Regions from separate parts of the Homo sapiens genome. Here regions 2 and 3 are each linked to region 1. Evidence: chromatin loops called from intact Hi-C (ENCODE). Cell type or tissue: B cell. All regions are shown on one strand.

Region 1 (8,000 bases):
CCACAACACTGCCACCACTGCAGATCCCAGTCACAATTCCTAGGGTCTCATCTATACTTCTGAGCCAGTTCCTATAAACTGGGGGCTCTCATAATCTTCTCAAGTTAAATAATGATACAGCTACTCACAGAACTTAGCAAAACATTATAGTTGCAGCCAGGCGCGGTGGCTCACACTTGTAATCCCAGCACTTTGGGAGGCCGAGGCGGGTGGATCACAAGATCAGGAGATCAAGACCACGGTGAAACCGCGTCTCTACTAAAAATACAAAAAAAAAAAATTTAGCCGAGCATGGTGGCAGGCGCCTATAGTCCCAGCTACTCGGAGAGGCTGAGGCAGGAGAAAGGTGTGAACCCAGGAGGCGGAGCTCGCAGTGAGCCAAGATCGCGCCACTGCACTCCAGCCTGGGCGACAGAGTGAGCCTCCATCTCAAAAAAACAAAACAAAACAAAACAAAACAAAAGCATTATACTTGCATTTACCAGTTTGTTATAAAACACACAAGTCAGGAAAAGCTAAATGTAAGAAACATACAGGGCAAGGAAAACTCATGGTGGAAGATGAAGTGGGCAGGTAAGAGCAGTGATTAAAGAAATTCCTGAACTTTTGTGTTTTCAAGAGCATCTTATTGCAAAGAAACACCCTTCCTATTTTTGATATTATGAAGCCACAGACTGTCTAAATTGCTATTTTTTTGCCTTATAAACAATTAATACATTCGTCTTCAGTAGTTAGAACAAAATACCTGTTAATCAAACTTTGCTTAGGTTTCTTTCTTTCCTCAGGCTCCCAAATTTTGACCCAACCACAACCCCTCTTTATGTTCCTCTTTTTTCTTTGAGACCGAGTCTCGCTCTGTCACCAGGCTAGAGTGCAGTGGTGCAATCTCGGCTCACTGCAACCTCCACCTCCCAGATTCAAGTTATTCTCCTGCCTCAGCTTCCCGAATAGCTGGGAATACAGCGTGCCACCAAGCCCGGCTAATTTTTTGTATTTTTATATTAAAAATACCGCACTCGGCCTATGTTCCTCAAAAACAGGCTGACTTGGCCGGGTGTGGTGGCTCATGCCTATAATCCCAGCACTTTGGGAGGCTGAGGAGGGTGGATCACCTGAGGTCAGGAGTTTTGGACCAGCCTGGCCAACATGGTGAAACCCCGCCTATACTAAAAATACAAAACATTAGCCAGGCATGGTGGTGCGCCTGTAATCCCAGCTACCTGAGAGGCTGAGGTGGGAGAATTGTTCCAACCTGGGAGGCGGAGGCTGCAGTGAGCGGAGATCACGCCAGTGCCCGCCTGCCTAGGCAACAGAGCGAGACTCCATCTCACAAAAAACAAACAACAACAAAAAAACCAGGCTGACTTCTGGGTAAAATATTCCCTAATCTAGCATCTGCTTTCACCATGTTCTATCCCTCCCTCCCCTTCCCACTTTTTTTCTGACCTTCTTTTCTTCTTATGAAAGAAAGTCCTTTTCTCTCTAACCTTTAAAATTCTCCAATATCTTATAGCTGGTGCTTTCCCCTTGCTGCAATACTCCTTTAAAATTAAGTAACTTCATGCTGCGCATGACGGCAGGTGCCTGTAATCCCAGCTACTCGGGAGGCTGAGGCAAGAGAATCGCTTGAACCCGGGAGGCGGAGGCTGCAGTGAGCCAAGATCGCACCACTGCACTCCAGCCTGGGCGACTGAGGGCAACTCCGTCTCAAAAAAAAAAAAAAAAGTAACTTCTTGCCAGGCACAGTGGCTCACACCTGTAATTCCAGCACTTTGGAAGGCCGAGGTGGGTGGATTACCTCTTGTCCAGAGTTGGAGAACAGCCTGGCCAAAATGGTGAAACCCCGCAAAAATTAGCTGGGCGTCGGGTCGCCTGCTTGTAGTCCCAGGTACTAGGGAGCCTGGAGGATCGCTTGAATCTGGGAGACAGAGGTTGCAGTGTGCCGAGATCGTGCCACTGTACTACAGCCTGGGTGACAGAATGAGACTCTGGCACAAAAGAAAAAAAAAAAAAAAAAAAAAACCCACTTACCTAAATCTAAATTTGTCATATATCACAAAATCTAGAAACAACCTCAGAACAATAACTCTATTCCCAGAAAAAGCCTCCCAACCCCATTTTTGTGCCAACCCCAACTGCATCTGCCTGTGGATGTATAGATTTTCAGGGCTCTGCAGCTTCTCTAAGCATAAAGGTTCTGTCCATGGCTATTGTGAGCAGGCTGGGACATCTGCAGGAGAGGCTCCGCCGGCAGAACTAAACTATCCTTAGCTTGAGTCACTGAGTTCAGGCTTCTATTTCCCGGTCAGGCCGAGGCGGGCGGATCACTTGAGTTCCAGACCAGCTTCCACCATGGCAAAACCACTTCTCTACTAGAAATACAAAACTAGCCAGGCGTGGTGGCGCAGGTATGTAATCCCAGCTTTTCGGAGGGCTGAGGCACGAGAATCGCTTGAGTCTAGGAGGCGAAGGTTGCAGTGATCGTGCCACTGCACTCCAGCCTGGGCGACAGGGCAAGACTCCGTCTCAAACAAACAAAATGTTTAAGAAAAGAGACTCGGGAGCCCCACCTGCCGCAGCTCCTGCCACGCACACACCAAGTCAGGATTCCGCCCTGATGATCCGCCTGGCATCCCTGAACAATCTGGGAAATACTCGGGGCTGCATGCAGAGCTGCCCAGGGAGCTCCAGACTGGGCGCCGCAGGGACGGGGCTGAACGCGGGGATCCCGGCTGCGGGCCCAGCCGCCATCTTGCGGCCAGAGGGGCCTGGGGCTGAACTGCGCCAGCAGGGACCTCAGGTCGGAAACCCGGGAGCGGTGACGAAGGCAGTCCCGCCGGTTTCACAGCCCGCTCTCTCCTTTCGGGATGCCCAACCCCGCACACTCACCCTTTCCCAGCTTCCAGGATGTCCTGACATCTTAGCTGTGCGTCTCTCCGGACCTGCAGATCACAGGGCAACAGAGGCCGTCACAGAGTCCCCAGGGGCTCCCGAGGTGGAGAATGCAGAAGAGCAGAGACGGATTCCAAGCTCTGGTGGGAGCGAGAGACAAAGGCCCAGCCAAATGCCGGAAACCATGCACTCCTCTTCAACTGCGCGCTTGATTGGGCGGTTGCCGCTCCAGCGCCAAGGATTGGATAAGGACCGGCACTCTCCCCATACCACTCCCACCCCCACCCCCTGCCCCCGCCCCGTTCAGCATTAGTGCGTTTTATGAACAGAAAAACAGGCTAAAGTAGGTAGGGTAAAATGCACAGGGAATTACAGCTAATTAAGAAGTGAGCTGAGACTTGAAATGCACTTGCTCTTTCCCTTACCTGGGTCTGCTTGTATAATGCATCTTATTTGCTACTTAAGGGTAAGAAAAGATCATTTGGATTTTTTTTTTTTTTGAGACCGAGTTTCACTCTTATTGCCCAGGCTGGAGTGCAATGGTGCGATCTTGGCTTACTGCAACCTCCGCCTCCCGGGTTCAAATGATTCTCCTGCCTCAACTTCCCAAGTAGCTGGGATTACAGGCGTATGCCACCACGCCCGACTACTTTTGTATTTTTAGTAGAGACAGGGTTTCACCATGTTGCCCAGGCTGGTCTCGAACTCCTGACGCCACACTGGTCTGAACTCCTGACCGCCCGCCAGAGCCTCCCAAAGTGCTGAGATTACAGGCGTGAGCCACCGCGACCCGCCCATTTGGACATTTTTTTTTAACAACTTTTCAATCATTTTGATAATGCAGGAAAGATCTTCATCCCATCCCTGAGCCCCTTTCTAACCATGCTGTACCACACTGCTGACCATATCGTGGGATGTCCATTTGGAATGGGGCTGGGGTCGGGGGCAGCAGAGGCTGAGAATGGTTAAGCAAGAATTATGTTACCCAAATTTGTTCATCTTAGACAGGCTCCTCTATCGTTCCGTGTGAAGTGGCTATTCCAGGGTAATCATGCCCTGACTGCACTGCATCTCAGTCTGACTTCTCTTTTTTAAAATTACTGGATTACTCTCACTAACAGGGTATTTCATCTTCCATTTGAAAATGGCCAACAGTCCTTTGTCGGTTGTCCTGATTTGATTTGCTAGTTTAGACCCTGGAGGTAGAGGTTAGGAAATATTGGGCCACATCAGAATACCTTATTCTCACTTAGAGGATATATAGGAATTTCTTAATATCTAACAGTTTTCTCAATAGCCATTATATTTAACAATGATAGCTTACAGGGCAGAAAGGGGACACAGATGACACAACCTCAGAAATTTAATTTGGTCATAAGTTTTTTTTGTTTTGCTTTGTTTTTGGAGACAAGGTCTCACTCTGGTGCCCAGGCTGGAGTGCAGTGGTACAACCATAGCTCATAATTCGGTTGTAATGGTTCTTTTAAAAATGTTTTTGGCTGGGTTTGATGGCAAACACCTGTAATCCAAACACTTTGGAAAGCCATGGTGGAATGATTGCTTAAGCCCAGGAGCTCAAGACCAGTCTGGGCAGCATAGTGAGGCTCAGTTTCTAGAATAATTTTAAAAATTGGCCTTGTGTGATGTTGCATGCCTACAGTCCCAGCTACTTGAGAGGCTGAGGTGGAAGGATCACTGGAGATTGAGGCTGAAGTGACCCATCATTCGGCCACTGCACTCCAGCCTGGGTGACAGAGTGAGACCTGTATGTGTACACACACACACAAACATATATATACATACACCCACAGACACACATATATATGTGTGTGTGTCTATATATATATATATATATATATATATATATATATATACTCAAAATAATATGTATGTTGAAAGAAATTCAAGCACAGAAGAAAAGTGAAAGACCATGGTGGGGAATGTGATAAAAGGTGAGTGTGGCTCCTACAGCTCAGTTTCCATCTTAAGGAACTGCCCTCCCACACTGAAACCACAACCCAGCACATGCCAATTCTCACACTATTTATACTTTGCCCAAAGGCAACAGAAGGAGGTCAACATCATCATTTGTGCCATGGAAGTCTATTCCCCACTGAGACCTTTTAAAAATGTTACTGTCTTAAGCCCTCTTCCTTCCAATAAAGCCTATACAAATACATACATACAAGCCTGAAAGTACTATAAATAAAATATCAGGGGTTTTTTTTTGGCCAGAAGCGGTGGCTCATGCCTGCAATCTCAGCACTTTGGGAGGCCGAGGCGGGCAGATCACCTGAGGTCGGGAGTTCGAGGCCAGCCTGGCCAACATGGAGAAACTCCTTCTCTACTAAAAATACAAAATTGGCTGGGCATGGTGGCACATGCCTATAATCCCAGCTATTCAGGAGGCTGAGGCAGGAGAATTGCTTGAGCTCAGGAGACAGAGGTTGCAGTGAACTGAGATGGTGCCACTGCACTCCAGCCTGGGTAACAAGAGCAAAACTCTGTCTCAAAAAAAAAAAAAAAATCAGGTTTTTAAAATCCCATAAATAAACGAGTAAACACAAAAACAGCCATTTTGATTGAGGAGAGAGTGGGATGGAGGGGGTCAGGAGGCTGCTCGCAACACCTCTGGGCCCCATGTGGAGGAAGGGATGGAGTCTAGGAAGACCCTGGCTAGTCACTTGTTCTGACTGGGCTTTCCCCTAGCTCCACACTTTGTTAACCATTTCCTGGGAAGAGCTTAGGAACCTCTTGTGCCCTAGTGAGGAAAGGCCTCCCCTCACAGGGTATTGGCGAGGAGGCATTCTGAGACTCTGTGAGAAGCTAGCCCAGTGCTTGACAAGTACCTGTGGAAACTGTCATCCTCTGTAACTATCATGTGGCCTTGGAGTGTTCAGATGGCCTGGCCTGGGGCTTGGCGGAGATGTTTGAGGGTCAGCTGCTTTAGGCTCCCACTTTCTCCTCAATCAAAGTGGCTGTTTTTGTGTTTGTTTGTTTATTTTTGGTTTTTAAAATCCTGATATATAAATAGAAATTGCAGCCGGAGGTGCCGAGGCTCAGGGTCGAGAGCTGTGCACTTGGACTTGCTTGCTGGCCTGTGGCCAGGTGAACTCTGGGTGTGAGATGGTTCCCACCATGGATCTACAATCCCCCCCACCTCTCCCCAGGCCCTGAGTAACCAACACAAGGCGGTGCTAAAGAGCAGGTGAGTGATGGGCATCAACCCCCATCCAGGAAGATGTGAATGCTATCTGGGCTGGGGCTGAGCCTGTCGTACCATGCCTGCTTCCTCATGCTGTTCATGTTTAAAAAAAAAAATTCCTGAGATGGCGCTGCTGGATATGAGTGCTGGAAAGGGGGAGGCACCTTTGTCCTAGGGAATTAGGAGCTGACCAGATCCCTCCTGACTGTCCCCCAGAACAAGTGGGGAGTGGTGTTGCACTAAATGGTGCCCCCCAAATATGTATTTGCACTGGCTCACTGAATACACAATACAGAGGCCTAAATGTAAACACGTGAATGGTGTATGTGGACATCAGCCTGCAGCTGGGAAACAGGTGCCTCTCATTCTCCCCAGCAAGTGTGGAATGTGTCCATGCCCATGAGTATATAGATCTGCCCTTCTTAACTTGTATACAACTCCAGGTCTGTTCTGAGTGAATGACGTGCAGATGAGATTTCTCAAGTCATTGGTATATTTGACACTGTGGCTGCTGCTTTTGCTGCCACTACCCCCAGGCCCAACCTGGCTTAAAGTCCAGGCTTTAGGTCAAAAAGATGGAGGGCTTCCTGTGTTCTGGGATAGGAAGTTGAAGATCTGTGGTAGGACTGGGGGTTGGGATACACTTTAGTTTTATGCAGGATGTGAGCTGCAGTGGTTTTATTAATTGTGATTGTCCTGGCCTCATTGTAGCTCCGGGTGGGGAGAAGGAATTAGCAGTGGTGTTTCCCCAGATATCCATGTGCCCAGCCCTGGCCTTCCTGCCCTCAGGCCCAGAAGTAAGCACCACCATAGACTTTGACTTGCCTCTCTACTCCCTGTACCCCAGATGGGAATACCTTGAAGGCTACAATCTGAATGTATTATTCTCCCCATTTTAACCAGACCTGCCTAACACACAATGAGGGAGTGAGGGTAGGATGGGTGGGAGACCTGGGGAGAACCACAGTGGAATCATAAAAGTTAAAGGTGCAGAAGTGGTGGTAACCTCTCCATGAAGCCCAGCTCCCTACCTGATTCTTGCCACACAGTCCCTCCTACAGACACCGGCTCTGGGGGTGGTTGGGGATCCCTATAGACCCGGGCTGTTCTCTGTCCCCACCTGCCTGTGCTCCTTCTCTGTTTTTGTTGTTGCTATTGTTGTTGTTGTTTGTTTTGTTTTGTTTTTCAGATGGCAGTTTCATTCTTGTTGCCCTGGCTGGAGTGCAATGGCACGATTTCAGCTCACTGCAACTTCTACTTCCTGGGTTCAAATGATTCTCCTGCCTCAGCCTCCCAAGTAGCTGGGATTACAGGTGCTCACCACCACACATGGCTAATTTTTGTGTTTTTAGTAGAGAAGGGGTTTCGCCTTGTTGACCAGGCTCGTCTCAAACTCCTGACCTCAGGTGATATGCCTGCTTCAGCCTCCCAAAGTGCTGAGATTACAGCCATGAGCCACCACACCCGGCCCCTGTGCTCCTTCTCTTTGCCTGCTGTCAGGGCCCTAACATGGAGGAGGAGGCAGGTCCTCAGCCTCAGGTATAGCTGAATGTCTTTTGGAGTGTTTGAAGCATGATTTATGTCTTAGAAATTCTAAAAAGTAAAATGAATTCCAATAGTAATGTCTGTTAGTTTTCCTGAGCCAACTGGAAGAAAAGGATTTTTCACCTGAAATTTTTAAATGACACCCAAGGATAGCCACCAGTGTCTTGGCCATGGAAACCTCCTACGTGCTTCCCGCCCCCAGTTTGATTTGCAGCCTCATGATTGTGTTGCCCTGAACATACTTTCCTCTGATGAGTATGGTTCACACAGTTAACACCACTTCATGAGTTGGGGGCATCATGTAGAGATGAGAATGGATTGCCTTTAGTTACCATTGTGCCTGTTTGTCACCTGAGAG
Region 2 (8,000 bases), 760 kb after region 1:
AAGGCTGGAGGTGAGACATGCTAGTGGCAATATTGCTCTTTACTGCACTGAGATGTTTGTGTAAAGTCAAACATAAATCTGGCCTATGTGCACATCAAGGCACAGCACCTTTCCTTAAACTTATTTATGACACAGAGTCCTTTGCTCACATGTTTTCCTGCTGACCCTCTCCCCACCATTACCCTATAGTCCTGCCACATCCCCTTCACCGAGATGGTAGAGACAGTGATCAATAAATACTGAGGGAACTCAGAGACTGGTGCCGGTGCAGGTCCTCCATATGCTGAGCGCTGGTCCCCCGGGCCCACTTTTCTTCCTCTATACTTTGTCTCTGTGTCTTATTTTTTTTTCTCAGTCTCTCATTTCCACCTTTCGAGAAATACCCACAGGTGTGGAGGGGCAGGCCCCCTTCAAGCACAGCCACAAGGTGGAAAAAGACTTATGGATAGAAAAAGCAAAATGACATACAGAAAATGGCAGTGAGGTACAGAAACAGCCAGATTGATTACAGCTTGGGGTTTGCCTTATTTGAACATGGTTTGAACAGTTGACATCCTTTTATTGGCCAAACCACAGTGGTTGGTACAAGAATGGGTACAGTCTATTTACATGTCCAGTTAGTTTTCAGTTTACTATGTAAAACAAAAAACAACTATTGACTAAAATTAAACAGGAAAGGGAGCAGCTTTAGGGTATAATTAATTTAACAATTTCTCCCTATTGGTCATCTTCTCAATTTTGAGAGATAGAACAATTTTTTTTTTCTTTTTGAGACAGAGTTTCGCTCTGTCACCCAGTGGCATGATCTCGGCTCACTGCAACCTCTGCCTTCCGGGTTCAAGCAATTCTCCTGCCTCAGCCACTTGAGTAGCTGGGACGATAGGTGTGCGCCACCATGCCCGGCTAATTTTTGTATTTTTAGTAGAGACCGGGTTTCACCATGTTGCCCAGGCTGGTCTTGAACTCCTGACCTCAGGTGATCTGCCTGCCTCGGCCTCCCAAAGTGCCGGGATTACAGGCGTGAGCCACTGAGCCCAGCCCACTGCTGTATCTTTAACTTTTCCCAAGGATTTGTGATTCCACTCTGGTTCTCCCCAGGTCCCTCACCCTGCCTATCTTCACTCCCTCACTGTGTGTTAGGCAGGTCTGGTTAGAATGGGGAGAATAATACATTCAGAGTCTGGCCTCCAAGGTATTCCCATCTGGGGTGCAGGGAGTAGGCAGGCAAGTCAGAGTCTGTGGTGGTACTTTTTGCTGGGTCTGAGGGCAGGAAGGCCAGGGCTGGACACATGAATATCTGGGGAACAACCAATGCTGATTCCTTCCCCCCGCCCAGAGTTACAACCAGGCCAGGCCAATCATCACGATTAATAAAACCACTGCAGCTCTCATTCTGCACAAAACTAAAGTGTACCCCAACCCCCAGCCCTACCACAGATCTCCAACTTCCCATCCCAGAACACAGGAAGCCCTCCATTGTTTTGACCTAAAGCCTGGACTTTAAGCCAGGTTGGGCCTGGGGATGGTGGCAGCAAAAGCAGCAGCCACAATGTCAAACATACAAATGATCTGAGAAATCTCATCTGCACGTCATTGAGTCAGAACTGACCTAGAGTTGTATACAAGTTAAGAATGACAGATCTATACCCTCATGGGCATGGACACCTTCCACACTTGCTGGGGAGAATGAGAGGCACCTGTTTCCCAGCTGCAATCTGATGTCCACATACACCCATTCACGTGTCTTCATTTAGGTCTCTGCATTGTATATTCATTGAACCAATGCAAATACATCTTCTGTGGGAGGGCATCATTTAGTGCAGCACCACCCCCCACTTGTTCTGCGGGGCAGTCAGGAGGGATCTGGTCAGCTCTTAATTCCCTCCCCCTTTCCAGCACTCATATCCAGCAGCACCATCTCAGGATTTTTGTTTTGTTTTCTTTTCTTTTCTTTTCTTTTTTTTGAGACGCAGTCTCGCCCTATAGCCAGGCTGGAGTGCAATGGCACGATCTCAGCTCACTGCAACCTCTGACTCCCTGGTTCAAGTGATTCTCCTGCCTCAGCCTCCCCAGTAGCTGGGATTACAGGCGCACACCACCACACCCAGCTAATTTTTGTGTTTTTAATAGAGATGGGGTTTCACCATGTTGGCCAGAATGGTCTGGATCTCCTGACCTCGTGATCCGCCCGCCTCAGCCTCCCAAAGTGCTGGGTTTTTTCTGCATTATCAAAATGATTAAAAAGTTGTTTTAAAATGTCCAAATGGGGCTGGGCGCGGTGGCTCACGCCTGTAATCCCAGCACTTTGAGAGGCCGAGGCGGGCGGATCACGAGGTCAAGAGATCGAGATCATCCTGGCTAACACAGTGAAACCCTGTCTCTACTAAAAATACAAAAAAAAAAAAAAAAAAAAAAAAAAAAAAAAAAAAAAAAAAAAAAAAAAAATTAGCCAAGCGTGGTGGCGGGCGCCTGTAGTCCCAGGTACTTGGAAGGCTGAGGCAGGGGAATGGCCTGAACCCGGGAGGCGGAGCTTGCAGTGAGCCGAGATCGTGCCACTGCACTCCAGCCTGGGAGACAGAGCGATACTCCGTCTCAAAAAAAAAGTCCAAATGGGCCGGGAACGGTGGCTCACGCCTGTAATCTCAGCACTTTGGGAGGCTGAGGGGGGCAAATCACCTGAGGTCAGGAGTTCGAGATCAGCCTGGCCAACACGGCAAAACCCTGTCTCTACTAAAAATGCAAAAAGTAGCCGGGCGTGGTGGCATGCGCCTGTAATCCCAGTTACTCGGAAGGCTGAGGCAGGAGAATCGCTTGAACCCGGGAGGCGGAGGTTGCAGTGAGCCAAGATTGCACCATTGCACTCCAGCCTGGGCAATAAGAGCGAAACTAGGTACAAAAAAAAAAAAAAGTCCAAATGTTTTTTTCTTACCCTTAAGTAGTAAATAAGATGCATTATACAAGCAAACCCAGGTAAGGGAAAGAGCAAGTGCATTTCAAGTCTCAGCTCACTTCTTTATTAGCTGTAATTCCCTGTGCACCTTACCCTACCTACTTTAGCCTGTTTTCCTGTCAGTAAAATGCACTAATGCTGAGAGGAGGGGGTTGGTATGGAGAGAGAGTGCTGGTGCTTTATCCAATCAGTGGCGCTAGCGCAGGAACCGCCCAGTTGGAGAGGAGGGCGTGGCTTCCGGCATTTGGTGGGGCCTTTGTATCTCACTCCCGCCACAGCTTGGGATCGGTCTCTGCTGTTTTACGTCCTCCACCTCGGGAGCCCCCGGTGACTGTCACAGCCTCTTGCCCTGTGATCTGCAGGTTCTGGGAGACGCACAGCTAAGATGCCAGGACATCCTGGAAGCTGGGAAAAGGTGAGTGTGCGGGGCTGGGCATCCCGAGAGGGGAGAGCGAGCTGTGAAACCGGCGGGACCGGCCTCCCCACAGTCCGCTCCCGGGTCGCCAACCTGAGTCTCCGCTGGCGGAGCTCCGCCCCAGACCCCTCTCGCCGTAAGATGGCGGCTGGGCCCGCAGCCGGGACCCCGGCGTCCCGCCCGGACCCTGCGGCGCCGTGTCTGGAGCTCCCTGGGCAGCTCTGCACGCAGCGCCGAGTATTTCCCGGATTGTTCAGGGATGCCAGGCGGGTCATTAGGGCAGAATTCCGACTCGTGTGTGCGTAGAAGGAGCTGTGGCAGGTGAGACTCCCAGTCTCTTGTTAAACATGTTTGTTTGTTTGAGACGGAGTCTTGCTTTGTTGCCCAGGCTGGAGTGCAGTGGCGTGATCACTGCAACCTCTGCCTCTCAGGCTCAAGCGATTCCCGTGCCTCAGCGCCCCCCCCCCCGGCCCCCGAGAAGCTGGGATTACAGACCTGCGCCACTACGCCTGGCAAATTTTTGTATTTCTAGTAGAGAAGTGGTTTCACCATGGTGGAAGGTGGTCTGGAACTCCTGGCCTCAAGTGATACGCCCGCCATGGCCTCCCAAAGTGCTAAGATTACAAGCATGAGCCACCGCGCCCAGCCGCTTCTATTAAATATTAAAGGGAGTCAATGTTAAAACGTTAACGAGTTTATTTGAGCAGTGATTGGTGAAATGGAAAACACCCAGCCATAATATGTGGCCCACCTGAGAGACATAAAGGAAAGGGTTTTATAAAGGGCGTGTGAGAAGGCAAACCAAATTGGAGAATTGGTTACAGTTATGTAGTCACCTTATTTGTATGATTCAGGTGGAAATTTCCTGGTTATGTAATCAGAGGTTAATTGCAGGTTTATGATTGGTTAAGCCTGAATTTTGTTTCTGCCTAAAATAGTAATTTATAAGAAGTGAATTTGAGTTAGGTTTTTCATTTTTTACTTATGAACACAGGGCACTAGAGCCACTTCAGTCTAATTTCCTGCTTTTTAGTTATCTCAACACTCCACAGGACTGGTTTACCTCTGTGACTTCCTAATGTATGGCAAGCAGGACTTCAAATCCACCTTTTCTCCTAGCTTAACTCAGGCTTGCAGTAAAATTATAAATGTCCGCTTTCATTCCTACATTCTCAAATGTAGGAAATGAGGACAGCTTCCTCTCTCCAATTTACAACACTATCAACTATTTGTCCTTTATTGTACATTTCAAACACAGTGTTTTAATTGTTAATCATGTTTTTACACAGCAGTGAATGGCAGGTTTTTAAAGATTTGTTTTCTGTCTGTAAACATTTTTTTTTTTTTTTGAGGCAGTTTCACTCTCGTTGCCCAGGCTGGAGTGCAATGGCGTGATCTCAGCTCACTACAACCTCCACCTCCCAGGTTCAAGGGATTCTCCTGCCTCAGCCTCCCAAGTAGGTGGGATTACAGGCTTCTGCCACCATGACTGGCTAATTTTTGTATTTTTAGTAGAGACAGGCTTTTGTCTTGTTTGCCAGGCAGGTCTCGAACTCCTGACCTCAGGTGATCCACCCGCCTCAGCCTCCCAAGTCTGTAAACATTTTACGTGAGAAAAAAGTAGAAAATAATCCTCTGAAATTCCACTGGGAAAAAAAAAAATCTGTGCCTCTCTTCCTTTTATCTTTTCTAGGCACACACACCTTAGTAAATCTTTGGGTTGAAGCTTTGCTTTGGAGAAATTACAGAGCCCTTTACAGCAGCCCTCCAGTCTTTTTTTGGTCATGAGTTTCAGAATGGTCTGGGATAATCCAAGATACCCACAGTGGCCATATCTCTTGGAGTGTCTAATGAATATCATCCCCTGGGTCATCTCTTGGAGAACAGCCTGAGGAGTAAGAGTGTAGCCTCTCAGAAGAGCAGCTGGATGGCCTAGGCCTGTGGAAAATTTTCTTGTATACTATTTGTCTAAAAAGCTAACCTCTTAGAAAATTAAAATTATTTTTTCACAAAGGAACCCTTATGAACTGTTGGTGGGAGTGTAAATTAGTTCAACCATTATGGAAGACAGTGTGACAACTCCTCAAAGACCTAAAGACAGAAATACCATTTGACCCAGCAATCCATTATTGGGTATTTACCCAAAGCAATGTGAATCATTCTATTATAAAGACTCATGCATGCGTATGTGCACTGCAGCACAATTCACAATAGCAAAGACATGGAATCAACCTAAATGCCTATCAGTGATAGACTGGATAAAGAAAATGTTGTACATATACACCATGCCACTGTGCACCCATACAAAAAATGAGATCATATCTTTTGCAGGAACGTGGACAGAGCTGTAAGCCATTATTCTTAGGAAACTAACACAGGAATAGAAAACTACCGCATGTTCTCACTTACAAGTGGGAGTTAAGTGATGGGAACACATGGACCCATAGAGGGGAACAACACATACTGGGGCCTATCGGACGTGGGAGAGGATCAGGAAAAATAACTAATGGGTAGTAGGCTTAATACTTGGGTGGTGAAATAATCTGCACAAAAAATCGCCATGACACACATTTATCTATGTAAAAAATTTGCACATGTACCCTTGAACTTAAAAGAATTTGGTAGCTTTTCCAATAATTCCCTGACAGGGATTTTGCTTGTATATGATACCTATTATGTATAAGACATTTTGATTACACAGATGAACAGGGTTCAACATACCTGCCCTGTAGGAGTTTATAGTTCATTAGCATGGATAGATGTGTAAATGATTAATTTATTCTGGAGAATAATACTTGCACATAAAAAGACATAAGGTATTGAGCTGAATGGTAATAGTGATCAATTGTGCCACTGACATAGAGGGAAAATCAGAGCTTTATAAAGGAGGTGACATTTGAGTGGGTGTCAGGGTTTAATAGAACTTTTTGTGTTAATGCTGCTGGTGCAGAGTATACCTTTTTTTTTTTTTTTGAGACAGAATCCCGCTCTGTTGCCCAGGCTGGAGTGCAGTGGTGCGATCTCGGCTCACTGCAACCTCAGCCTCCCAGATTCAAGTGATGCTCCCACCTCAGCTTCCCAAGTAGCTGGGATTACAGGCATGAGCCACTGCACCCAGTCCCAGAGTAAAAAATTATTTCCAGCCTGGCCAACATGGTGAAACCCTGTCTCTACTAAAAATACAAAAAATTAGCTGGGCGTTGTGGCATGTGCCTGTAATCCCAGATACTCAGGAGGCTGAGGCAGGAGAATTGCTTGAACCCGGGAGGCAGAGGTTGCAGTGAGCCAAGATCACCACTGCACTCCTGCCTGGGCAATAGAACAAGACTCCATCTCAAAAAATAAAACAAAACAAAAAAAAGCCTGGGCGTGGTGGCTCATGCCTGTAATCCCAGCACTTTGGGAGGTTGGAGGTGGACGGATCACAAAGTCAGGAGTTTAAGAGCAGCCTAGCCAATATGGTGAAACCCTGTGTCTACTAAAAATACAAAAATTCGCTGGGCGTGGTGGCGGGCACCTGTAGTTCCAGCTACCCGGGAGGCTGAGGCAGGAGAATCGCTTGAACCTGGGAGGCGGAGGTTGCAGTGAGCTGAGATCATGCCACTGCACTCCAGCCTGGGTGACAGAGCGAGACTCTGTCTCAAAAAAAATTATTAAAAATAAAATGTTACCCGTTGACTCTGAAATATATTGAGGGGTCTTCCCTGATGACATAAAAATGAACAAGTGTGTAAACAGTTAAAAAGTTTCTTCTCAACCTATTTTTTTTTTTTTTTTTTTTAGATGGAGTTTCACTCTTGTTGCCCAGGCTGGAGTGCATTATCCCAATCTCGGCTTACTACAACCTCCGCCTCCCAGGTTCAAGTGATTCTCCTACCTCAGCCTCCTGAGTAGCTGGGATTACAAGCACCTGCCACCACACCCGGCTAATTTTTTGTATTTTTAGTAGAGATGGGGTTTCATCATGTTGGCCAGGCTGGTCTCGAACTCCTGACCTCAGGCGATCCACCCACTTCCCAAAGTGCAGGGATTACAGGTGTGAGCCACCACGCCCGGCCTCTCAACCTATCAACCTAATTTTTATTCTTAGTAGACACGTTGGTGGTGAGCCAATCAGATGTTGTTATTGATGAGAAAAAGCAGAAATGATTTCTGTTGATTCTTGAAATAAAATTTTTTCCAAAGGACAAGAAGCTCCCATCCCAGTAAGGCAATGCAAGAACCTGAAGCAAAATGCACCTGAGGCTTACAGTGGGGTACAGTACAGTGTCTCCTGGGAAGGTGGTCACTAATTTAATGGGCAGGGTGGGGATGGGAGAATGTTTTGAGTGATATTATGGTCTGACTTGACAGTGGAGTCAGACATGTTTGTGTTCCAATCAGCACTGCCACTTCCTGAGTTTGTCACCTTGGAAAGATTTTTTCACTTATTTTGATTTCAGTTTTTTAATAACTGTAAGTTACATTTCATCAAAAGAGCTTAAATGATGTTTAAAAAGTCAAAGACTTTGAAAGGTATATTTCAGAAAAATCTAGTCATATATGTTATTTGTTACAGATTCTTATTTACCTTTATCTTCCCCAGAGTGAATGTAGTAAGTTTCTCATGTCTGTTTTTTCTGGTTGCATGATTTT
Region 3 (8,000 bases), 270 kb after region 1:
CTCTCAATATATTTCAGAGTCAAGAGGTAAAATTTTTTTAAAATAATTTTTTAAAGGGTACACTCTGAGGCTGGGCACAGTGGCTCATGCCTATAATCCCAGCTACTCGGGAGGCTGCGGTGGGAGAATCACTCGAACCTGGGAAGTGGAGGTTGTAGTGAGCCGAGACTGCACCACTGCACTCTAGCCTGGGAAAGAGAGTGAGACTCCATCTCAAAAAAAAAAAAAAAAAAAAAAAAAAAGGAAATGAAATATCCGCACCAGCAACATTAATACAAAAAGTTCTATTAAACAATGACACCCACTCAAATGTCACCTCTTCTATAAAGCCCTCCTTGATATTCCCACTGCTATGTTAGTGGCAGAATTGATCACTATTACCTTACAGCTCAATACCTTATGTCTTTTTATGTACAAGTATTATTCTCCAGAATAAATTAATTTTTTACACACCTATCCATGCTAATGAACTATAAACTCCTACACGGCAGGTATGTTGAACCCTGTTCATCTGTGTAATCCAAATTTCTGATACATAATAGGTGTCATACACACATAAAATCAAAACGCTATCAGGGAATTATTGGAAAAGCTAACAAATTATTTTTTTAACTTTTAAGTTCAAGGGTACATTGCAAATTTTTTACATAGGTAAATTTGTGTCATGGGGGTTTGTTGTGCAGATTACTTCATCGCCCAGGTATTAAGCCTACTACCCATAAGTTATTTTTCCTGATCCTCTCCCTCCTCCAATAGGCTCTAGTATGTGTTGTTCCCCTCTACGGGTCTATGTGTTCCCATTATTTAACTCCCACTTATAATGAGAACATGTGGTATTTAGTTTTCTATTCCTGTGTTAGTTTGCTAAGAATAATGGCTTACAGTTCCATCCACATTCCTGCAATGGACATAATCTCATTTTTTTTTTATAGATGCACAGTACTCCATGTTTTATATGTACATTTTCTTTATCCAGTCTATCACTGATAGGCATTTAGGTTGATTCCATGTCTTTGCTATCGTGAAGTGTGCTGCGGTGCACATACGCATGCATGTGCCTTTATAATAGAATAATTCATATTGCTTTGGGTAAATACCCAATAATGGATTGCTGGGTCAAATGGTATTCCTGTCTTGAGGTCTTCAGGGAGTTCCCACCATGTCTTCCATAATGGTTGAACTAATTTACACTCCCACCAACAGTGTAGAAGCATTCCTTTGTGAAAAAATAATTTTAATTTTCTAAGAGGTTAGCTTTTTAGACAAATAGTATACAAGGAAATTTTCCACAGGCCTAGGCCATCCAGTTGCTCTTCTGAGAGGCTACACTCTTACTCCTCAGACTGTCCTCTAAGAGACGACTCAGGGGATGATACTCATTAGACACTCCAAGATATATGGCCACTGTGGGTATGTTGAGTTACCCCAGACAGTTCTGAAACTCATTACCAAGAATAGACTAAAGGGCTGCTGTAAAGGCCCTGTAATTTCTCCAAAGCAAAACTTCAACCCAAAGACGTACTAGTAGGGTGTGTGTGCCTAGGGAAGATAAAAGAAGGAGAGGCGCAGACTTTTTTTTTTTTTTAAAGTGGAGTTCCAGAGGATTATTTTCTACTTTTTTTCTCACATAAAATGTTTACAGACTTGGGAGGCTGAGGCAGATAAATCATCTGAGGTCAGGAGTTCAAGACCAGCCTGGCCAACAAGACAAAACCCACTCTCTACTCAAAATATAAAAATTAGCAGGGCACAGTGGTGGCAGCCTATAATCCCAGCTACTTGGGAGGCTGAGGCAGGAGAATCACTTGAACCTGGGAGGCAGAGGCTTCAGTGAGCTGAGATCATGCCATTGCACTCCAGCATGGGCAACAAGAATGAAACTCTGTCTCCAATAAAAAAGTGTTTACAAACAGAAAACAAATCTTTAAAAACCTGCCATCCACTGCAGTGTAAAAACATGATTAACAATTAAAACACTGTGTCTGAAATGCACAATAAAGGACAAATAGTTGATAGTGTTGTAAATTGGAGAGAGGAAGTTGTTTGTCCTCATTTCCTACATTTGAGAATGTAGGAAAGAAAGTGGAAATTTATAATTTTACTGCAAGCCTTAGTTAAGCTAGGGGAAGAGGGTAGTGGATTAGAAGAAGTCCTGCTTGCCATACATTAGGAAGTCACAGAGGAAAACCAGTCCTCCTCCTGTGGAGTGTTAAAGTAATTAAAAAGCAGGAAATTAGACTGAAGTGGCCCTAGTGCCCTGTGTTCATAAGTAAAAAATGTAAAACCTAACTCGAGTTTATATCTTATAGATTACTATTTTAGGCGGAAACAAAATTCAATCATAATTGAATTTTATTAACCAATCATAAACCTGCAATTAACCTCTGATTACATAACCAGGAAATTTCCACCTGTATCATACAAATAAGGTGACTACATAACTAACCAATTCTTGCATTTGGTTTGCCTTCTCACACGCCCTTTATAAAACCCTTTGCTTTATGTCTCTCAGGTGGGCCACATACTATGGCTGGGGTGCTTTCCATTTCACCAATCACGGCTCAAATAACCTCTTTAAGGTTTTAACCCTGACTCCCTTTAATTTTTAAGAGAAGAGGCTTGGCGCAGTGCCTCATGCTCCTCCTAATCTTAGCACTTTGGGGGGCCAAGGCTGGCGGATCACTTGAGGCCAGGAGTTCCAGACCACCTTCCGCCATGGCGAAACCACTTCTCTACTAGAAATACAAAAATTAGCCAGGCGGGGTGGCGCAGGTCTGTAATCCCAGCTTCTCGGGAGGCGGAGGCACGAGAATCACCAGAGCCTGAGAGGCGGAGGTTGCCGTGAACACGCACTGCACTTCAGCCTGGGCGACAGAGCAAGACTCCGTCTCAAACAAAATGTTTAACAAAAGACACTGGGAGCCCCATAGGCTGCAGTTCTTCCCACGCAAACACCGGGTCGGGATTCTGCTCTTATGACCCGCCTGGCATCCCTGAACAACCTGGGAAATACTCGAGGCTGCGTGAAGAGCTTGCTCAGGGGGCTCCAGACATGGCCCCGCACGGACGGGGCTGGACGCTGGGGTCCCGGCTGTGGGCCCAGCCGCCATCTTGCGGCCAGAGGGGCCTGGGACGGAGCTGCGCCAGCGGGGACTCAGGTCGGCGACCTGGGAGCGGACTGTGGAGAGGCCGGTTCTGCTGGTTTCACAGCCTGGTCTCCCTTCTCGGGTTGCCCAACCCCGCACACTCACCCTTTCCCAGGTTCCAGGATGTCCTGGCTGTGCGTCTCCCTGCAGATCATAGGTCAACAGAGGCTGTAACAGAGTCACCAGGGGCTACCGAGGTGGAGGACGCGGAACAGAAGAGACCGATCCCAAACTCTGGCGGGAGCAAGAGGTAAAGACCCCGCGGAATGTCGGAAGCCACGCCCTCCTCTCCGGCTGCGCCCCTGATTGGGCGGTTCCCGCGCCAGCGCCACTGATTGGATAAAGCAACAGCATTCTCTCCATACCACCACCCGCCCCGCTCGGCAGTAGGGCATTTTACGGACAGTAAAGGTAAGGTAACATGCACAGGGAATTACAGCTAATTAAGAAGTAAGCTGAGACATGAAATGCACTTGCTCTTTTCCTTACCTGGGTCTTGTATAATGCATCTTATTTGCTACTTAAGGGTAAGAAAGAACATTTGGACTTTTTTTTTTTTTTTTGAGACCGAGTTTCCGCCTCATTGCCCTGGCTCAAGTGCAGTGGTGCGATCTTGGCTCACTGCAACCTCCTCCTCCCAGGTTCAAATGATTTTCTTGCCTCAGCCTCCCGAGTAGCTGGGATTACAGGCGCATGCCACCACGCCCTGGTACTTTTTGTATTTTTAGTAGAGATGAGGTTTCACCATGTTGGCCAGGCTGCTCTCGAACTCCAGATCCCAGGTGTTCCGCCCGCCTCAGCCTCCCAAAGTGCTGGGATTACGGGCATGAGCCACCGCGCCCTGCCCATTTGGACATTTTTTAATCATTTTCATAATGCGGGAAAGACCTTCATCCCATCCCTGAGCGCCTCTCTCACCATGCCGTACCACACTGCTGACCACATCGTGGGATGGCCATTAGAAATAAGGCGGGGGTGGGAGGCAGCCCAGGCTGAGAATGGTTTAGAAAGAATTATGTTACCGGGCCGGGCACGGTGGCTCACGCCTGTAATCCCGGCACTTTGGGAGGCTGAGGTGGGCTGATCACGAGGTCAGGAGTTCGAGACCAGCCTGACCAACATGGTGAAACCCCGTCTCTACTAAAAATACAAAAATTAACCGGGCGTGGTGGCGCACGCCTATAATCCCAGCTACTCAGGAGGCTGAGGCAGGAGAACTGCTTGCACCCGGGAGGCAGAGGTTGCAGTGAGCCCAAATTATGCCACTGCACTCCAGCCTGGGCGATAGAGCAAGACTCCATCTCAAAAAAAAAAAAAAAGAAAGAAAGAAAGAAAGAATTACGTTACCCAAATTTGTTCATCTTAGAAAGGCTCCTCAGTCATTCCATGTGAAGTGGCTATTCCAGGGTAATTGTGCCGTGACTACGCTGCATTTCAGTTTGACTTCTCTTTTTTAAAATCACTGGATTACTCTCACTAACGGGGATATTTAATTTTCTAATTGAACATGGCCAACTGTCCTTTGTGGATGTCCTGATTTGATTTGCTAGTTTAGACCCTGGAGGTAGGGGTGAGGAAATATTGGGTCACATTAGAATACCTTATCTCACTTAGAAGATATATAGGAATTTCTTAATAATATCTAACAGTTTTCTCAATACGCATTATATTTAACAGTGATAGTTTACAGGGCAAGAAGGGGACACAGAGGACACAACCTTAGAATTTTAATTTGGTCATAAGTGTTTCTGTTTTGTTTTGTTTTTGGAGACAAGGTCTCACTCTGGTGCTCTGGCTGGAATGCAGTGGCACAACCATAGCTCATAATTTGGTTGTAACAGTTCTTTAAAAAATATTGTTGGCTGGGTTTGATGGCTAACACCTGTAATCCAAACACTTTGGAAAGCCATGGTGGAATGATTGCTTAAGCCCAGGGGTTCAAGACCAGTCTGGGCAATGTAGTGAGACTCAGTCTCTACAAAAATTTAGAAAATTGGCCTTGTGTGGAGTTGCCTGCCTATAGTCTCACCTACTCAAGAGGCTGAGGTAGAAGGATCACTGGAGGTTGAGGCTGCAGTGACCCATCATTCAGCCACTACACTTCAGCCTGGATGACAGAGTGAGACCTCTATGTGTACACACACACACACATATATATATACACACACACAAACATATATATATATACACATATATACCCTATATATATGTGTATATATATATACACACATATATTTATACACCCTATATATATAATCAAAATAATATGTATGTTTGCCAGGCATGGTAGCTTACACCTGTAATCCCTGCATTTTGGGAGGCCGAGGTGGGCAGATCACCTGAGGTCAGGAGTTCGAGACCAGCCTGCCCAAAATGGTAAAACCCCAACTCTGCTAAACATACAAAAATTAGCCCAGTGTGGTGGCACGCATCTGTAATCCCAATTATTCAGGAGGCTGAGGCAGGAGGATTGCTTGAACCTGGGAGGCAGAGGTTGCAGTGAGCCGAGACTGCACCATTGCACTCCAGCCTGGGCAACACAGCAAGACTCTGTCTTAAAAAAAAAAAAATATATATATATATATATATATGTTGAAAGAAATTTAAGCACAGAAGAAAAGTGAAAGACTATGGTGGGGAATGTGATAAAAGGTGAGTGTGGCTGCTACAGCTCGGTGAGATTTGGTTTCCATCTTAAGGAACTGCCCTCCCACACTGAAACCACAACCCAGCACATGCCAATTCTCACACTATTTATACTTTGCACAAAGACAGCAGAAGGAGGTCAACATCATCGTTCATGACATGGAAGTCTATTCCCCACTGAGACATTTTAAAAATGTTATTGTCTTAAGCCCTCTTCCTTCTAATAAAGCCTATACAAATACACCCATACAAGCCTGAAACTACTCAAAATTAAAAATCAGGCTTTTGAAATCCCATAAATAAGAAAACACAAAAACAGCCACTTTGAGGAGAGAGTGGAATGGAGGGGGTTAGGGGGCTCGCTTCACCTCCTGGCCCCATGTGGAGATAGGGATGGAGTCAAGGGAGACCCTGGGAAGTCATTTGTTCTGACTGGGTTTTCCCCCAGCTCCACACTTTGTTAACCATTTCCTGGGAAGAGCTTAGGAACCTCCTGTGCTCTAGTGAGTTAGGGCCTCCCCTCACAGGGTATTGGCAAGGAGAAATTCTGAGACTCTGTGACTGAGAAGCTAGCACAGTGCTTGACAAGTACCTATGGGAACTGTCGTCCTCTGTAACTATCATGTAGCCTTGGAGTGTTGAGATGGCCTGGCCTGGCCTGAGGCTTGGCAAAGCTGTTTGAGGGTCAGCTGCTTTAGGCTCCCACTTTCTCCTCAATCAAAGTGGCTGCTTTTGTGTCTGTTTATTTATGGTTTTAAAAACCTGATATATAGGCCGGGCGCGGTGGCTCACACCTGTAACCCCAGCACTTTGGGAGGCTGAGGCGGGCCAATCACGAGGTCAGGAGTTCAAGACCAGCCTGGCCAACATAGTGAAACCCCGTCTCTACTAAAAATGCAAAAATTAGCCGGGCATGGTGGCACGCACCTGTAGTCCCAGCTCCTCGGGAGGCTGAGGCAAGAGAATCACTTGAACCCAGGAGGCAGAGGTTGTTGTGATCTGAGATTGTGCCACTGCACTCCATCCTGGGCAACAGAGCGAGACTCCGTCTCAAAAAAAAAAAAAAAAAAACCTGATATATAAATAGAAAGTGCAGCTGGAGGTGCCGAGGCTCAGTGTCTAGGGCTGTGCTTCATGGGCTTCCTTGCTGGCATGTGGCCAGGTGAACTCTGGGTGTAAGGTGGCTCCTACCCTGGATCTACAATCCCCACCACCTCTCCCAGGCCTGAGTAACCAACACAACGCAGTGCTAAAGAGCGCGTGAGTGACGGGCATCAAGCCCATCCAGGAAGATTTGAATGCCATCTGGGCTGGGGGCTGTCGGGGTAGGGACTATGGCTGCCAGAAACCAGGACGGTCATAAAAGATGAAATATTAAAATAATTGTTATTATATATATTTTTATTTTTGAATAGCTATCTAGTATATTATTTGAAATGCATGTGACCTTACACAGAAGGTTAAAGGCAAATACCCTGTTGGGTGGGCCTGGCTTAGCTCAGGGAGGGAGCCCTGTCTGAAAACGCTGCAACTTACGTTGTTAGTCTTCATTCAGCAGAGCATCTGATCACATCTTCTGTCACTCAGGACCTGAGGGGTGGGGTTTTAATCATTATCCAGTCAGGGACGCTGGGCTGGGAACTGTCCAATCAGGCATGCAGCTGGAGCAGACAGGGCGGCTTCCGGGATTGGCGGGGCCTTTGTCTCTCCCTTCAGCCCGAGCTCCGGGTCTCGTCTTCACTGCTCTGTGTCCTCTTCTTCTAGAGGCCCAGCCTCTATGGCCCTCTGACCTGCAGGTATTGGCGATCCATAGCTAAGACGCCAGGTCCCCCGGAAACCTAGAAATGGTGAGAATGTCGGGTCCGACATCCCGAGAGAGGGGAAGGGGCTGTGGCGGGACTCAGACCTCGCCGCAGTCAGCTCCACAATTTGCGCCCTGAGTTCTCCTCGCCCAGGCGGCCTCAGTCCACTTGGACCATAAGATGGCGGCTGCGCTGACAGCCAGCCCCCCGGGCGTCCTTTCTCCTCCCTGCTCAGTGACTGTGTCCTGGCCTGCAGCTCTCTCTGGGTGGCTCTGCATCCGCAGCGCCGGGTCTCTCCCAGATTGTGCAGGGACCACGGGAGGGTCGTCAGGGGCGAATCCTGACGGGTGCCGGGTTCATGAATGGGAAGAGCTTTGGTCCGTGGCGTTCCTAGTCTCTCTTTCCT

Evidence for each region. A loop is a pair of places that touch in the nucleus more often than their neighbours do. Peaks named below come from ENCODE experiments on the same cell type or tissue, not always from the same donor. Only the 100,000 strongest peaks of a DNase experiment are listed, where the experiment ranks them.
Region 2: it touches region 1 in a loop (12-fold over the local background); 7 of 110 quality-filtered maps call a loop at or near these places.
Region 3: it touches region 1 in a loop (12-fold over the local background); 19 of 110 quality-filtered maps call a loop at or near these places.

What each region holds. Positions count from the first base shown.
Region 1 is chr19:24,028,511-24,036,510 of GRCh38, reverse strand. It overlaps a transcript of ZNF254 not described here. Among named protein-coding and RNA genes, the nearest start is that of ZNF254, 55 kb to the left of the region's middle. RefSeq lists enhancers at 2,717-2,766, 2,777-2,986. In B cell, no CTCF peak of the experiment used is centred here; DNase peaks (open chromatin) are centred at 790, 3,080 and 4,930; H3K4me3 peaks cover 2,090 bases; H3K27ac peaks cover 1,833 bases.
Region 2 is chr19:23,269,441-23,277,440 of GRCh38, reverse strand. It overlaps the pseudogene IPO5P1. Among named protein-coding and RNA genes, the nearest start is that of ZNF724, 23 kb to the right of the region's middle. RefSeq lists silencers at 3,126-3,185, 3,496-3,715. In B cell, no CTCF peak of the experiment used is centred here; DNase peaks (open chromatin) are centred at 3,170 and 3,710; H3K4me3 peaks cover 1,830 bases; H3K27ac peaks cover 1,655 bases.
Region 3 is chr19:23,758,386-23,766,385 of GRCh38, reverse strand. It overlaps ZNF681 (zinc finger protein 681), which reads left to right and starts at 7,495. Exons shown (of 4, transcript NM_138286.3): 1 at 7,495-7,639. The coding sequence starts at 7,637. It overlaps RPSA2 (ribosomal protein SA 2), which reads right to left and starts at 3,382. Exons shown (of 4, transcript NM_001355283.3): 1 at 3,252-3,382. RefSeq lists enhancers at 2,672-3,121, 3,020-3,661, 3,662-4,302, 7,297-7,815. In B cell, a CTCF peak has its summit at 7,970; DNase peaks (open chromatin) are centred at 2,825, 3,455 and 7,445; H3K4me3 peaks cover 2,761 bases; H3K27ac peaks cover 1,668 bases.